Linked DNA regions of Homo sapiens: regions 1 and 3 are each linked to region 2. The links are chromatin loops, found by intact Hi-C in ENCODE. Cell type or tissue: natural killer cell. All regions are shown on one strand.

Region 1 (5,000 bases), 590 kb before region 2:
GCTCCTCTGGGGTAATTACTTATGCAGGGCTTCTCTTGTGCCAGGTGTTGAGTGAAACCCCTTGCTTGGATTATCTGATTTAATCTTCATAAACACCTTAGGTTTTGCAGAAGGGAAACTGAGGCACAAAGCGGTTAGATTACTTGTCTTAGATCAAAAAACAGCTGAGTAAAGAGCAGGGGGCTGAAGTCAAGCAGTCTTAGCTCAAAGCGCATGTTCTTGAGTGCTGCACCCCACTCCTTTTCATAGAGTAAAGCCTGATGATACCTTCTTGTAGGATACTGAATTAATATAAATTAAATGGCATCTATGAAATGACTGGAACACTACAGAAATGCAATCTATGGAGGCTGATATAATCAATATCTATTTCAACCCTCCTCTCTTAAAGGTGAGGAAACTGAGGCATGGTTTATATACATGACTTGATAGTCAGCGTTGAGTATGGTAGTCTCAAAGTCATGTCTGCTGATGGCCAACCAGTTTCAGTTTTCATTATGCTGTGCCTTGTCAGGTAAAAATTAGAAAGAAAGGTAACCTAATATTTTGGAGGAATCAAGACTAAGAGAAAGGTGGGGTGGATAGGCACTTGAGGATATGTGAGGACTTTTCCCCATAACTTCCCAACCACCAACGATTTAGGTCCTAGGATCCCAATTTGCAATTTGCATATCTGGTCTCAGAGAAGTAGGTGACTTGCCTGAGGCCTTTGCATGATAAGAGAGGGCCATGATTTGAACTCTGGCCTGTCTAAGTTAGTGATTTTTTCCTACATTCCCAGCTCAAAAGTGGGGCCCAAGATTAAGCCCACAGTAGACACAATTGTGACTACAGATTGTGGTGGGGATGGGGCGGGCAGTCTCTTTATTGCTGCTCCTCCTTCATAGCATCAGGGGAGCTCCTGGGGCTGGGGAACAGGTACTCGGAGGGGCAGTGTGCCCTAGAGAAAGGGGCAGCTCTTGAAACAGGAAGTGGCTGGACTTTTTCTTGAGCACCAAGGAAGCCAAGAACAGCCATTTGGTCTTCATGTATCCAAGATAGCCTCTAGGGCCCCTTCTGCCCAGCAGGGTGACTTTCAAATGTCGGGAAGGTGATGTTGTACCCATAGGGTTGAGGGGTCATATGCCAGTGGCAGATAGAAAATATCTCAGAAATCTCAGGCTTTATTTTAAAAATGCGTGCAGAATTTAAGGAAATCTATTTCTTTCCCACAGCATATCCACGTGTGCATGTATGTTTGTGTGTGGGTATGCATAAGTGTGTATGCACATCGCAATTCTCTAACTAACCACTGTTCTAGGAAGAGCTGCTGTGCCTTTGGTATAGCTCCCTATACTCCCTGGAACCCTGCCATGTATTCATCACCCTCACTCTGGGATATGTGTACTACCCAGCAGGTCAAATACTTCCATTTCCTGAGCCTAGGGAGGAACTGGGCAAACAGTTAAGGGCTAAAGGGGCATAGTTCATAGTGAGGATCTGCTCAGTGTGGCTGAGCTGAAACAGGTCAGGAAGTTACAAGATTGCCTGATGTCACCCAGTAACTGTAAGACTAGAACTCTGGTCCCTAAGTCCTAGTTCAGCACACATTTCCACCTCCTCTGGGCCAGCTCCTGGGCAACAGAATATACTTGGTCATACTTCTTGCCTTGTCTGCCTACCTGGCACATTGCTGGGAAACAGGGCTTCTCTCTGGGAGCCCAACATTCTGGCAATCAAATATAAAGTATGACTTGTGCCCACCCCACTCCTCCCCACTACTGTGGCTGAAACGCTGTGATTCCCACACCTGGGCTCTCCCACTTGCCCTTTTGGATTTCTAGACAGGCAAGTGAGAAATATGTGATCTGTTTGGACTTGAGCAAGATATTTGGCAAGGTGTCTCATGCGCATCTCAAGGTGAAGAGTTAGGACTGGATGCTAGTGCAATTCAATAGATTAGGAACCGGTTAAAGGGCCATACCCAAATGGAATGGATAAATCTAACTACATCAGCCTAGATGAGGGTCTCTAGTGGCATGTCAAGGGACTCTGTCTTTGGCCATATCTTATTCAGCCCTTTTATCAATGACTGGAATGAAATAGGTGAGGGAAGGGTGAACATTTATTGAGAAACTCCTGTGTCAGCAACTATTGCCAATATTTTACAAAGCTTATTTATCTTATCCCTCACAGCCTGACTGTAAGAGAGGTTGTATTACCCTTTCACAGACCAGGAAATAAATATGTAACCAAGGGCAAGCAACTTGCCCAAGGTCTCACAGCAATTAATGCAATAAGATTTGGCATCCAGACTGGGATCTGAAGGCTGGGGCTCTGTGTCACATGTGGCACTAAACTGTCTTATCACCGAGGGGCAAGTGGGAAGGTCAGAGGGATGGACAATACCAGGAAGGTGAGAGGCAGGTCTGAAGAGGACTGAAATTAACACTGGGCCAAAATAACTGCACACCAAGATGCAAGGTGATAGAGACCTTTGCTCACACTGGGGCTCAGATGCTCACCAGACACACACAGGATGTGGGATACCTGGGTCAACAGCACAAGTGAAAAGGTGTTGGGTTTTTAGTTGACAGGAAGTTTCATATGAGTCAACGGTGGGATGTGGTAGCCAACAGAGCTAATGTCACCGTGGCCTCCACAAGTGGAGGTACAATGAACAGAGCGAGGGAGGAGCTACTCCTTAGTCAGCGTGTGCCCAGGAAATGGAGCTCAGACCTGGTGACCTCAGTGGAAGACAAGCATCGAAAACCCGCCGAGCTCTCGGAGGGCAGGGAAGAGGGGCTTCTTGCGGTTGCTGCTGCACATTCCTCTCCTCATTCTTTGTCATTCCCAAAATTACCAAAGCTTATTAATACCTTTCTGAGAAGTTATGGCCACTTCTTGATTTTTATGCTTTTGCCTTTCAAGCCCTAAGAATATGCTACTCATTCAGTTTTGAATTTTTATTAATGTAACTTGAGTGAATGCAGGGAGTCCTTGTGACCCAGTCTCTACATTAAGTTATAGTCAAAGAAGCACAATCCAATAACCAAAAGAAAGTAAGAGATTTTCAATCTTTATGCACATCTCTCAAAGGAATGAAAAGAATGAGACCTGCTTTTAGTTCTCTGTCTCATTTCCTTATGCTTCAAAAAACATCCACTCTACGAAACACTCCAAACTCTCCTATATCCAGTCAATCTCTTGTGCCATCTCCCTTTGGTTCTTCCATATCTCCATTATTTAGATGGGCTTAACATCTGTGTTTTCATTTTCTTTTCCTTTTTCTCCTCCTTGACTCCACTCTTCTTTAGTTTTCTTTCTAGTTTACTTCTGACCCAAATTCCTTTTTACAAAGGAGAAGTCAGGAACTGACCTAGCAAACCAGAATACTACCCCTTCCCTCCTGTCTCTGCAACACTGCCCATCTCTCCCCATCCTCCCCATCCTGGGAACCTGGATGGCCAAGATGGAACTCTTTTTTGAGAGCTGGGGGAGGAGAAATGGAGCAGGCAAGGAAGACAATTTTGGTGGTGGGTGGTAGCAAACATGGTGTTGGAAAAGATGGTGGGGAGGCTGGGAACACTCTACATACCAACCTTGTCCTCATCACATTAGCATGTGGGCACTGTGGGTGGAAGAGCCTGGCCACTCGTGCGTGACAAACTCCAACACAGACTGCCATGCAAGAGCTACTTGTTGTAGTGAATGGCAGCAAGGAGAGGCCCCTCCTTACCCCTGAGATCCCCATTGCCATGGATGGTTCATTTTCATTACCTTGCTGGTCTCCTTTTCTTTGCAGAGTTGACTGTTTCTGTAATAGCATACCTTGAGATCTACTCAGAAATGGCAGACTGGGAGAGATGGCACTCCCACTTATTCCACGTGCTCTCCTACACTTCCCAGCCTCCTAGGTGAGGGCTGTGTGGCTTGTTCTGACCAACGCAGGCACACCTTGGGGATATGCAGGTTCCATTCCAGACCACCCCCAACAAAGTGAGTATCTCAATAAAACAAGTCACACATTTTTTTTTGGTTTCCCAGTGCACATAAGTTATGTTTACACTGTACTATACACTATTAAGTGAGCAATAACATTATTCCTAAAAAAAGTACATACCTTAATTAAAAATACTATATTGCTAAAAAATACAAATGATCATCTGAGGCTTCAGTGAGTTGTAATCTTTTTGTTGATGGAGGGTCTTGCCTTGAGGCTGATGGCTGCTGACTAATCAGGATGGTGGTTGCCAAAGACTGAGGTGGTGATTTCTTTTCTTTTTTTTTTTTTTTTTTTTGAGACGGAGTCTCACTCTGTCACCCAGGTTGGAGTGCAGTGGCACAATCTCGGCTCACTGCAAGCTCCACCTCCTGGGTTCACGCCATTCTCCTGCCTCAGCCTCCCAAGTAGCTGGGACTACAGGCACCCGCCACCATGCCCGGCTAATTTTTTTGTATTTTTTTTAGTAGAGACGGGGTTTCACCGTGTTAGCCAGGATGGTCTTGATCTCCTGAGCTCGTGATCTGCCCGCCTCAGCCTCTCAAACTGCTGGGATTACAGGCGTGAGCCACTGAATCTGGCCAGTAATTTCTTAAAAGAAGATAACAATGAATTTTATCACATTGATGGACTCTTTCTGTCAAGAAAGTTTTCTCTGTAGCATGCGATGCTGTTTGATAGCATTTTATCCACAGTAGAACTTCTTTAAAAATTGTAGTCCATCCTCTCAAATCCTGCCATTGCCTTATCGACTTATGCAATGTTCTAAGTCCTTTGTTTTCATTTCAACAGTGCTCACAGCATCTTTACTAGGAGTAGATGCCATCTCAAGAGACCACTTTCTTTGCTCATTCATAAGAAGTAACTCCTCATCTGTTCAAGTTTTATCATGAGATTGCAGTAGTTCATTCCCATCTTCGGGCTTCACTTCGAATTTTAGTTGTCTTGCTATTTCCAGCACATCTGCAGTTACTTCCTCCACTGAAATCTTGCACCTCTATAATTCATCCTTTAAGAT
Region 2 (5,000 bases):
CTGCCAGGGTTTAAATTTTAACTTTACATTTCCTAGAACCCAGCAAGTCACTTAATCTCTCTGTGCCTCGGTTTTCTCATAAATAAGCTAAGATAAAAATAGTACCTACCTCATGGAGTTGTGATGAGGATTAACCAGTTTACATATGTAAAATGCTTAGAACAGTGCCTGCACATCGTGGGCGTCATGTTAAGTGTTGGCTATTATTCTCTGGGCCTCTATCGTTGCTATAGAGTATTATGATGTCACCCTTATTCCGGTTTATTTGTCAGAGTCAATGTTCTGGTTTTTGTGAGCTGATGTTCTAGTTTCCATAGAAATATCCAGGATCTGCTTTAATCTTTAATATTCTTAAATTGCTCAATTCTATATCTGCTTGATATTCTCTTAGCTCTTTCAATTTAAAGACTCGGTGTCCCTTTTTGGCTCTGGGGACTTTTAAAATGTAATTATTTCTGCAATAATTCCCTCCCCTCCATCTTCTTTCTTTTCTTGTTCTGGAACTCCTACTCTTAGTTGGATATTGGGCCTCCTGAATTGATCCTGTTTGAATATTTTTTTCCTCCCATACTTTATGCCATTGTCTCCATGTTCTGGGAGATTTTCTTAACTTTGCATTTCAAGCTTTCAATTGATTTTTTAAAATAATTTTTAGCAATAATCATTTCCAGGAGCTCCTTCTCATTTGCTGATTGCTTCTTTTCTGTGGCACTTTCTTTGGGCTTTTGGAGCATTGCTACTCCAGCCTTCCTGTCAGCTTGTGGGGACCCCAGAGATGTTTCTGCAGAATTCTTGGGCTTTTGGAAATAAGATTTGAAAATCTCTGACCTATGCATTTGATCAAAAAACTTTATGGGTTTATTGGGCCATTACCAAGATGAATGAGTTATAATCTATAATCTCAGCCCTCAACAAACTACTCTGATGCACAGACAAACATGGAAAGAAATAATGACAATAGGACAGGTGCACAAGAGGTCCTTCCAGAGGGAAAATAACCAACAGCCTGTTGGAGATCAAGAAAGAGAAAGCCCTTGAACTCTTCTTAAAGTAGTGTGCAGGAGAAGCTCATACGGGTTCATGAACGGACTGGTAAAATTTCAGGAATTTCGTGAGCTGGTTGTCAAACAGTTATTAAAAATTAACTTAGGCAAATTTACAATTAAATACATTATAACAAAAACAAAGCTAATGAATGCCAAAAATTCATCACTTCCTATTTATCCCATCTTTCAATTACCTATGCTGTTGAGGTTGTTTACATCTATTGTATATGTATGGCAGAAATACCATATGAAGGTGCGCTACTGAGCATCTCTGTTCAACACCTCCTGCAGTAACTCATGTTGGTGGCTTGAAATCAGCGATGGTGGGAATATTTACATCAAACAAATTGACAAATGCTACAAATCAGAGCCTGATTATTGTTTTGTTGATAGTCTAGAGTTAAGAAAATAATGGAGAAAATGTTAATGTAGATTATACTTAAAAGTATGTTGTGCTGGTAGCCTTTAATTGTAAATAGCATGAAAAAGAATTGAGGACATATTCTTCCAATATTCAAAAACTATTCTTTAATTCAGCAAATAAGTCACTTGTGTCATTGCCAAATGAATGAAATTCATGCCTCCATTGCTCCATTCCTATCAAACTTATTAATGTAAAAGAAAACAGCAAACATTCACACAGGAACTATACTTATTTGGTAATTGTAATAATAATTTAACTATAGATACAAAAGTTTAGGAAGTATCAACAAAAGCATCCTGTGAGAATCAATTTACTAGATAAAATTGATAATAAAAAATACGTATATTTTATTATTAGTTGTAAATTGTGTGCTACAATCCTTGATGGCAATAAACTTTATATTAACTTATGTGTGTATATATGTATACATATATTTGTTTCTGGAGAACCAGTTGATAACACTTACCAGCACACCACGGAGAATAGTGGAGCGTGCCCAGGCCTGTAATCAGACAAACCTGGGCTGGAGTTCCAGTGCGTTCATTTATAAGCTGTGTGACCTTGGGCAAGTTATTTTACCTTTCTAAGTCTCATCAATAAAATGAAACTGTGGATGCAATGTGCTAATATTGATTAAAAAATAGTATGTTGCAGAGGTTAAGAATTCATGCTCAGAGATTGGGCTGCCTCCATTTGAACCCTGGCTCCCCGCTTACTAATTGTGTCACACTGGCCCAGTTGCTGTTAGATGGTATATTAGTCAATGTTCTATCTGAGAAAGAGAGCCAGTAGTAGATGATATACATCAAGGAATTGGCTTATATAATCACGGGTTCTAGCAAATCTGGTCTGTAGGGCAGGCCATCGGGCTGGAAACTCTTGAGCAGAAGCTAATGCTATGGGTCACAGGTGGAGTTTCTTCCTCCTCAGGAAAACCTCAATTTTGCTCTTAAGGCCTTTCAACTGATTGGATCAGGCCCACCTAGATTACAGATGATAAACTCTTTTACTTAAAGTCAAGTAATTGTAGGTGTTAACCATGTCTACAAAATCCTTCACAGCAACGCCTAGATTAGTGTTTGACTGAGTAACTGTGGACTCTAGCCTGGCCACGTCAACACATAACACTAGCCTCACAGATAGGAATAGTGAAAGCAAACACTTTATGGGGTTCTTACAAGGATAGAATAGAGCAGTACTCAGAAACCACTCAGATAGCACCTGGCCCGAGTAAGTGCTCATTAAGCTACAAACCTCTGTTCTCGCTAGAACTAAAGCTTGCTTCCCAGGCAGCCACGGCACAAGGAAGGGCCAGGGACCCTGCATAGGAAGGTCTGGTTGGAGCCCCAGCACATCACTGACTGGCTGTGGAGATGGCTGCCTGAGGCCTTGCCCAGAGGAAGCTGAGAGAGAAGAGATGGAAGAGAGCCCACGGCTCTGGGACCCAGCAGAGCACATTCAGATGGAAACCAGCTATGACTGGGTGACACCTCTCAGGGCTCCTTGCGGGGCAGGACTGTCTGGCTTAGTGGTGAGAGACTCATGGCCGGAAGATGAAGTGGTTACAGGTGTCAGACAGGAGGGCTTGCCGACGGCGGGTGGCTGTGGTGCATGTTTCATTAGCTGCTGACTGAGGATTTCTGTTGCTTTCATTTGCTGCCTCAGCCAGTAGCTAGGTTTAAAATAAACTTCAGGAGATCAAACTCAAATCCCCAAACCAGCATCCCTAGGCCCCAGGCAGGCCTCTGGCACAACCATACAATCTGCAGAGTTTATCTCAGGCAGCTCCAATAGATGTCACCTTAAATGTCCCACTCCCCTCCCTTTGAGCCCTCTCCTCCAGCTCTGAGACCTCTGGCTCTTCCTTAGATTCCCTCCTCAAGTCTCTGTCCCAGCAAGCCCCATTCCCTCTGGGGCCTGCTCCCAGCTGCTAGCCTTCCTTACACCTGCTCAGCCTCTCACAGCAGAGCTGCGCAGACCTAAGAGGGCAATAGACAGAATTGACTGCTCTTGGTTCATGGCTTAAGGTGTCACCACTCCCAAGAAGATCTGGGGGCCCAGGAGAGAAGCCTGCCAGAAGAAGGGAGTCATATCGCTCAGTGGGGGGATGCCTGACCCCTGAGCCTCTGTGCAAGGCAAGACTCGAGCACAAAACACACTTGCACACAAGTGTCAGTCTCCTAGGAACTACCAGAGCTGGGAAGAGCCCAGAGCCATCTTGCCTCACTCTTGTCATTTTCACAGATGAGGAAAGCAAAGCTCAGGGAAGCGAAATGACCTGCCCTCCCTCTCACAGCTAGGAAGCCACTGGGTAACTGAGCCCACATCCAATTTCCTGGGGCGTGGACCTCGCCCTGCCACAGTCAGCAAATGAGCAGGGGCAGCTTCCCAAGGCAGGGAACCACCAAGAATTCCAAGCAGGCCACACAAATCTCTGATTCCTGCCTTCCCTGGGCAGCCCCACCCTGGCCCTGACCTGGTGGCCTTGGCAGCCTCCTGGCCAACCCTGCTTTCTAACTCGGAGCTGAACAGGCTGGGCCTCCAATCACTCCAGACGCATGAGGACTGAGCAGTTTTACTCTGGTTTGCCAGGGCATGGGGGAGTTGGAGCCAAGCTGTGCCCCTCCAGGGACAGATGGCCAACCTGGGAGGGCACTGCTGAGGCCAGTCAGATAAGTCCTGCCTATGGTAACCTCAGGCCTCACCTGCTTTTCACCTGGCTGCCTCACCAGCCCCACCACCCACTCACTGTGTCCTCTCCAATGGGACCTACCCTATACCCCAAGCCATGCTGTGGCTTTAAACATGCAGCCATGGCTCCCTTGGTCTGCAGCCTATTATTTCACTAACCCTCCAGCTTTCCTTTTCAGGTCACTAAATTCAGTGGTGCTGCCCCCATGCCAACTCCCACCTCTAGTTCCAATAGCACTTTATCTATTCTTCATAGTAGTTTTTGGTGTATTGTTTTAGTTTACACTTTCTGTTCTTTTAGACTGTGAGCTACTAGTCTCATATGGTTCTATTTATCATTGAATGCCAGAATCTAGCTGGGTGTTTCTGGTACCAGCTGTGCTCAAGATACTGTTTTGTGAGTAAGAAAAAGGATGGACAGAGGGTAGATGGATGTTGAATAAATGAATTGATGGATGATTGTTGGATAGCTGGATGCAAGGATAACAGAATGATGCAGAATAGATAGATGGGTGGATAGATGTTGGATCAAAGCATGGATGGATGGATGGATGGATGGATATAAAGATGAAAGTGCAGATGAGTAGATGGGTGGATATGAGATGAATGGGTAGATGAGTGGATGGATAGATAGATATGAGATGGATGGGTAGATGAGTGAATGGATGAATATGAGACGGATGGATAGATGAGTGGGTGAGTGACTATGAGATGGATGGGTAGATAAGTGGTTGGATAGATATGAGTGGTTGGAGAGTGGTTGGATAGATGAGGGGATGAGTGACTATGAGATGGATGGGCAGATGAATGGATGGATGGATGGATATGAGATGGAGGGG
Region 3 (5,000 bases), 150 kb before region 2:
GTTTGGCTGAAGCACATCCTATGGTAATTTCCTAAGGAAAGGTGCAAGGGAGGTCAATTTTTTTGCGTGTTTGAAATATACTTATTCCACCATCATACTTGATTTATGATCAGGCTCTGTGTTCAAAATAGGGTTCCTCTCTGCATTCATGTTTCCATTGTCTTCTATTTCTCAAGTTCTAGTTGAAGTCTGACACCATGTGGATGTGGTGGACATGGGGAGGGTACCCTGGGTCCCTAACTCCTCTGAATGTAGACTTTAAATTAACTGCAGTGCCTTCCACTCTGCACATCGCCATGGATTTTTGCAGACTTGGAGCATTCAAGCTCTGAATCTCTCAGGAATCCTTTAAGATAAATCAATGTGCTTCTCACTGGTCTGCCTTCCGCAAGTGCTGAAGTTTGTAACTTTCTCCACTGTGCTGAGTCATTACCACTCATCCCTCTGCTTCCCAGAGCCCAGGTATTTGTTGAAATCTCTTATCTCCTGATGTCACAAACCACTTTGGACTTGGCATTTCATATATGTCTCCCCATTTACTGTCAATTTAATAAAATGTTGCCAGTGAGAGAAGGTCAAGGTATATTTAATCCATCATATTTAACTGGATTGAAATTCTTATTTTTCCCTCATATATATAATATACAATATTTATATATTAATATATGTTGTATATTTATGTATTATTTATAATATATTATAAATATGTAATATATAATTATATACTTATAATATATAATATAATTACATATTTATAATATATAATAATATAATATAATTACATATATTTATATATTCATATATATGAATCTTACAAGCAGATTTCAGAGGGTGATTTCTCAGTCTGTTTTGTGCTGCTGTAACAGAATACCTGAGACTTGATAATTTGTAATCAACAGAAATTTACTTGGCTCACAGTACTGGAGGCTGAAAGTTCATATATATGTCCATATCCATATTATGGAAGTTTTACGGATTTCTTTTTAAATTGCTGTATAGTATTTTACAATCCATTAAGAAGATGTGGGATGGTTTACTTACCCAATCCCTTATTGATAGACATTTAATTTGCTTTAATTTTTCACATAATGAACACCTTTATGCATATGGCTCTTTCTGTATTTGGTATTGTTTTCTTGGGATATATTCCCGTATCCAAAGGTTGTGAACCTTTTAAACATATTTTGATAAATGTTGCCAAACTGCTTTCTAGAATGTGTGTACCCATTTTACCCGTAGGCAAGAGAAAGGAGTAGACTGTTGTAACTGCCTGGCCTGGTCTTCTGTGGCTGTATATATCTTGTTTAGCTTCAGGTCTCCTGCAGTTTGCCCCAGCACCAAGTTCTGGTGAATCTGTGTAAGTTGATAATGGCATCCATTCCTGCTGAGAAATGCCCACATTCTTATCTTGACCAGCTTAAAAAAAACAATGTGGATGAGGGAAGAAAGAAATGTGAATTCCTTTTTTCTCTTTCTTAGTCTTACTTCTGTGGGTGGTAGGGGAAGTGCAGGGAAAAGAGAAATAATTTTTTAAAAGTTATTTGAAAAAGCATGAGGTGAAACCAGTCTGGAAGGTCAGTAACTGTAAACAGGATAATTTTACTACTTCGCCTCCTCACTTCAGGAACAAAGGTGTCTGAATATACCAGTAACGTCACTGTTATGATTTGAATGTGTTCCCCAAAGTTTGTGTGTTGAAAACTTCATCCCCAGTGCAACAGTACTGAGAGCTAAGACCTTTAAGAGGTGATTAGGTCATAAGGACTATGCCCTCATGAATAGATAGTGTCATTATTGTGGGAGTATAAAGTGTCATTATCGTGGGAGTTTGTTATAACATTAAGTCTGGCCTTCTCTAGTGCATGCTGTCACCATGTGATGCCCTCCATCATGTTATGATGCAGCAAGAAGACCCTCACCAGATGCAGTCCCTTAATCTTGGACTTCTAGCCTCCAGCACTGTGAGCCAAATACATTTCTGTTGATTGTAAATTACCGAGTACTCTGTCGTAGCAGCACAGAACGGACTGAGATAGTCGCCTTCTGAAATCAGCTTGTAAGATTCGTAGACCTTCAGTGCTGGAAAACCTGGTGAGGTCATTCATTCAGGGCCCCATTTTACAGATGAGGAGACGGAGCCTAGAGAGACTCAGTCCACAGCCACAGAGCAAGCCAGTGGCAAGGCCTTAAAGAGAGCCCAAAGCTCTTGGTGCTACACAGACTAAGATACTTCCCTCTGAATCAGGCCTGCCTGAATCATGCCTGGCATTTGTCAGCATCTTGTTCATGATAAACACGATCTCAGTGGTGGCACAAGGTGCACTGTGGGCCTTTCCCCAGCACAGTGCTCTGGAGGAACTGCAGCAGTAGCAGCTGAATCAATATCACACTTTGCAGGGAGTCTGTTGGCAGCTGGTCATGCAGTGAATTGTGGTTCTTGGCGTTTGTGGCTGTCAGAGCCTTTCCTGTGGGGAGGGTGGCCTTCCTGTGTGGAAGGCAGGCTCCTGTGAGGCCGGCTAGGCTTTACAGCTCAAAGGGTAGGTCTCAGGGCCCCCAGAGAGACTGGTAGCTCTCTGAGGTTGCTGTGCACAGCCCTAACTGTCCACTGGGCTCCTCCACTTACAAAATCTCACTTTGGGTCAGCTGCAGTGTCTCACACCTATAGTCCCAGCATTTTGGGAGGCTGAGGCGGGAGGATCACTTGGGCCCAGGAGATAGAGACCAGCCTGGGCAACACAAGGAGACTCCCATCTCTACAAAAAAATTTAAAAAATTAGCCAGGTGTGGTTGCATGTGCCTGTAGTCCCAGCTACTTGGGAGGCTAAGGCAGGAGGAAGATGAGGCTTCAGTGAGCTATAATACAGCCACTGCACTCCAGCCTGGGCAACAGAGTGAGATTCAGTCTCTAAATAAATAAATAAATAAACCAACCAACCAACCAACCAACCACCAAAAAAAAACAACAACAACAAAAAAAACACTTCACTTTGACCCTTACATTTAGTCCTTCCAGACTTTTAACTGAGTCTGACCAAGTGTTTCTGGTGCCAACAGGTTTGAATCTATTCAGGGGAACAGGGGACCAACCTGTGAAAGCAGGACCCGTGGTGGTTGTCCTTTATTCCCTACGGTCTGGGGGCTTCTCGTGGGCCTGCTGTCCCTCCACATCAAGCCTGAAGCCAAGAGGCTCCAGTGTCTACTGCCAGGAGCCATCTCAGCTCCACTACTGGTCCAAGTACCCGATGTGAGCACATCAACATCCCCAGCCCCAGGTGCCTCATCAGTAAAATGGAAGATGTTAGATGGAACATATGAAATTGCTAGTAGTCAACCATTTTTGACCTACAACAGCAACACAGTTCATATGGCTCAATCTACTACTAGCACCTACCTTATGGCATTTTTAAGATTAAACTAGGAACATTCATATCCAATGCTTAGCACACATGTGAAATGTAGGAACCACCACCGTCTGTGCTTATTTTCTAGACTCAGGACTTGGGCAAAAAACAACAAGTGAGCTAACAGGAACTGAGCGTCTACTATCTGCTGGTACTATACATGCCATATTGTTTCATCTTCTCAACAGTTCCAGGGAGGGTTGGCATGGTTAACACCATCTTATAGATGAGGAAACCGAGGCACATGGAGGTTAAATAAATTGCCCCAAATCACACGGCTAGTTGACAGCTGGGCTGTGATTGAAATCCAGATGTTTCTAACTCTGGAGGCTGTGTGCTTTCCTGAAGCACTCTGTCACTTTCTGAGTTCCAGTGTTGGGCACTTAATAGTCTTTCCCCAAATTTTGAATTTGGAAAATATAAAAGAGGATTTTGAATTACCACTAATGAATTAACAAGCTTCATGCATGTATTATTTTATTTGAGCTCATAAAATGTTGTGACTCCTCATACCACTCCATGAAAGAGGAACTCTTGCTTCCATTTTACAGGTGAGAAGCTGAGGCTCAGGAAGGCTATGGGACTTGCCTGAAGCCACACAGCAGGAAGCAGAATAGCTGAGATCCACCTCCAAGTCTGCTGGACTCCAAAATCTGTGCTTTCTCTCTGCTAGGCAAGAACCGTGGCTTCCTTCCTCTTAGGGGAAGGGCTGCAACACAGCCAGGCCGCTGACTGAAATCTTCTCATCCCAGGGGATGCGGTGGCCACTCTCCCCATCCTCTCCGTCCTGTGTGCGATTCACCTGCCTATGACTGGGGCAAGGCCTAGATTTGTGGGAAAGGATCCCGGCGCTGGGATCATGATGAACGGCAACCTCCCTGCAGCAGCCCCCTCCCCCAACAACACACGCACATCAGAGCTCGGGGGGGAGGCAGAGGGCCCTCCTTGCTCAAAATAGCTCTGTGTTATTAGCTGCATTTAATTGAAGGTGTTTCGAGGGCAGCCTCCACCGGGCCCAAACCAAATGGAAAATGACACACTGTCAAATTAATGTCCCCAGACCATGATAAATGTCCGGGCTTGGTGAGTAATGCTTCCATTTCTTGTTTTAAAGGAGAAGGATGCAGCCAGGCTCCGCGCGTCTGTCCCTGTTGTGCGGGGAAAGGTCAGGGGCATCCTCGGGATAAATAGCATTCCTCGCTGGCCCGCCCACCCAGGCTGGGCTTCTCCGGCTTCTGCTGAGCTCTGCTTTCTCTCTCTTCCTGTCTCTTGAGGCTGGCAAGATTGCTGAACAGCTTGTGAGCCTCCCGGCCAATGTCCAGGGAGGAAGGAGCTGGAGATAAGACTAATCCTCACCATCCACCCGTACTTTATACCTTCCAGAGTGCAGTCACCTCGGTTATAGCGTGTGTTAGTTGGCATTCGAGGCCTGCTCCTGACCTCCAGCTGCACGCCTCACTGCCATGCCCTTGGTTCAGCCATACTGATTCCTCAAACCCGCCCTGCACACCCCAGCCTCTTGGACTATGTGGAACACAACTGCTAAAGCGCCTGCTCTGTGCCGGGCTCTGGGCTCTGGGCTCAGCCCCTGCCCTGGAG

Evidence for each region. Peaks named below come from ENCODE experiments on the same cell type or tissue, not always from the same donor. Only the 100,000 strongest peaks of a DNase experiment are listed, where the experiment ranks them.
Region 1: it touches region 2 in a loop (8-fold over the local background); 1 of 110 quality-filtered maps calls a loop at or near these places.
Region 3: it touches region 2 in a loop (13-fold over the local background); 1 of 110 quality-filtered maps calls a loop at or near these places.

The regions. Positions count from the first base shown.
Region 1 is chr15:69,711,802-69,716,801 of GRCh38, forward strand. No RefSeq gene overlaps it. Among named protein-coding and RNA genes, the nearest start is that of LINC00593, 120 kb to the right of the region's middle. In natural killer cell, no CTCF peak of the experiment used is centred here; DNase peaks (open chromatin) are centred at 1,470 and 2,590; H3K27ac peaks cover 3,072 bases.
Region 2 is chr15:70,297,689-70,302,688 of GRCh38, forward strand. LOC105370878 (a long non-coding RNA gene) reads right to left here and starts at 198. Exons shown (of 2, transcript XR_932424.3): 1 at 110-198. RefSeq lists enhancers at 2,771-2,900, 3,121-3,190, 3,211-3,310, 3,506-4,007. In natural killer cell, no CTCF peak of the experiment used is centred here; DNase peaks (open chromatin) are centred at 2,593 and 3,023; H3K27me3 peaks cover 4,219 bases.
Region 3 is chr15:70,149,855-70,154,854 of GRCh38, forward strand. No RefSeq gene overlaps it. Among named protein-coding and RNA genes, the nearest start is that of TLE3, 54 kb to the left of the region's middle. In natural killer cell, no CTCF peak of the experiment used is centred here; no DNase peak of the experiment used is centred here.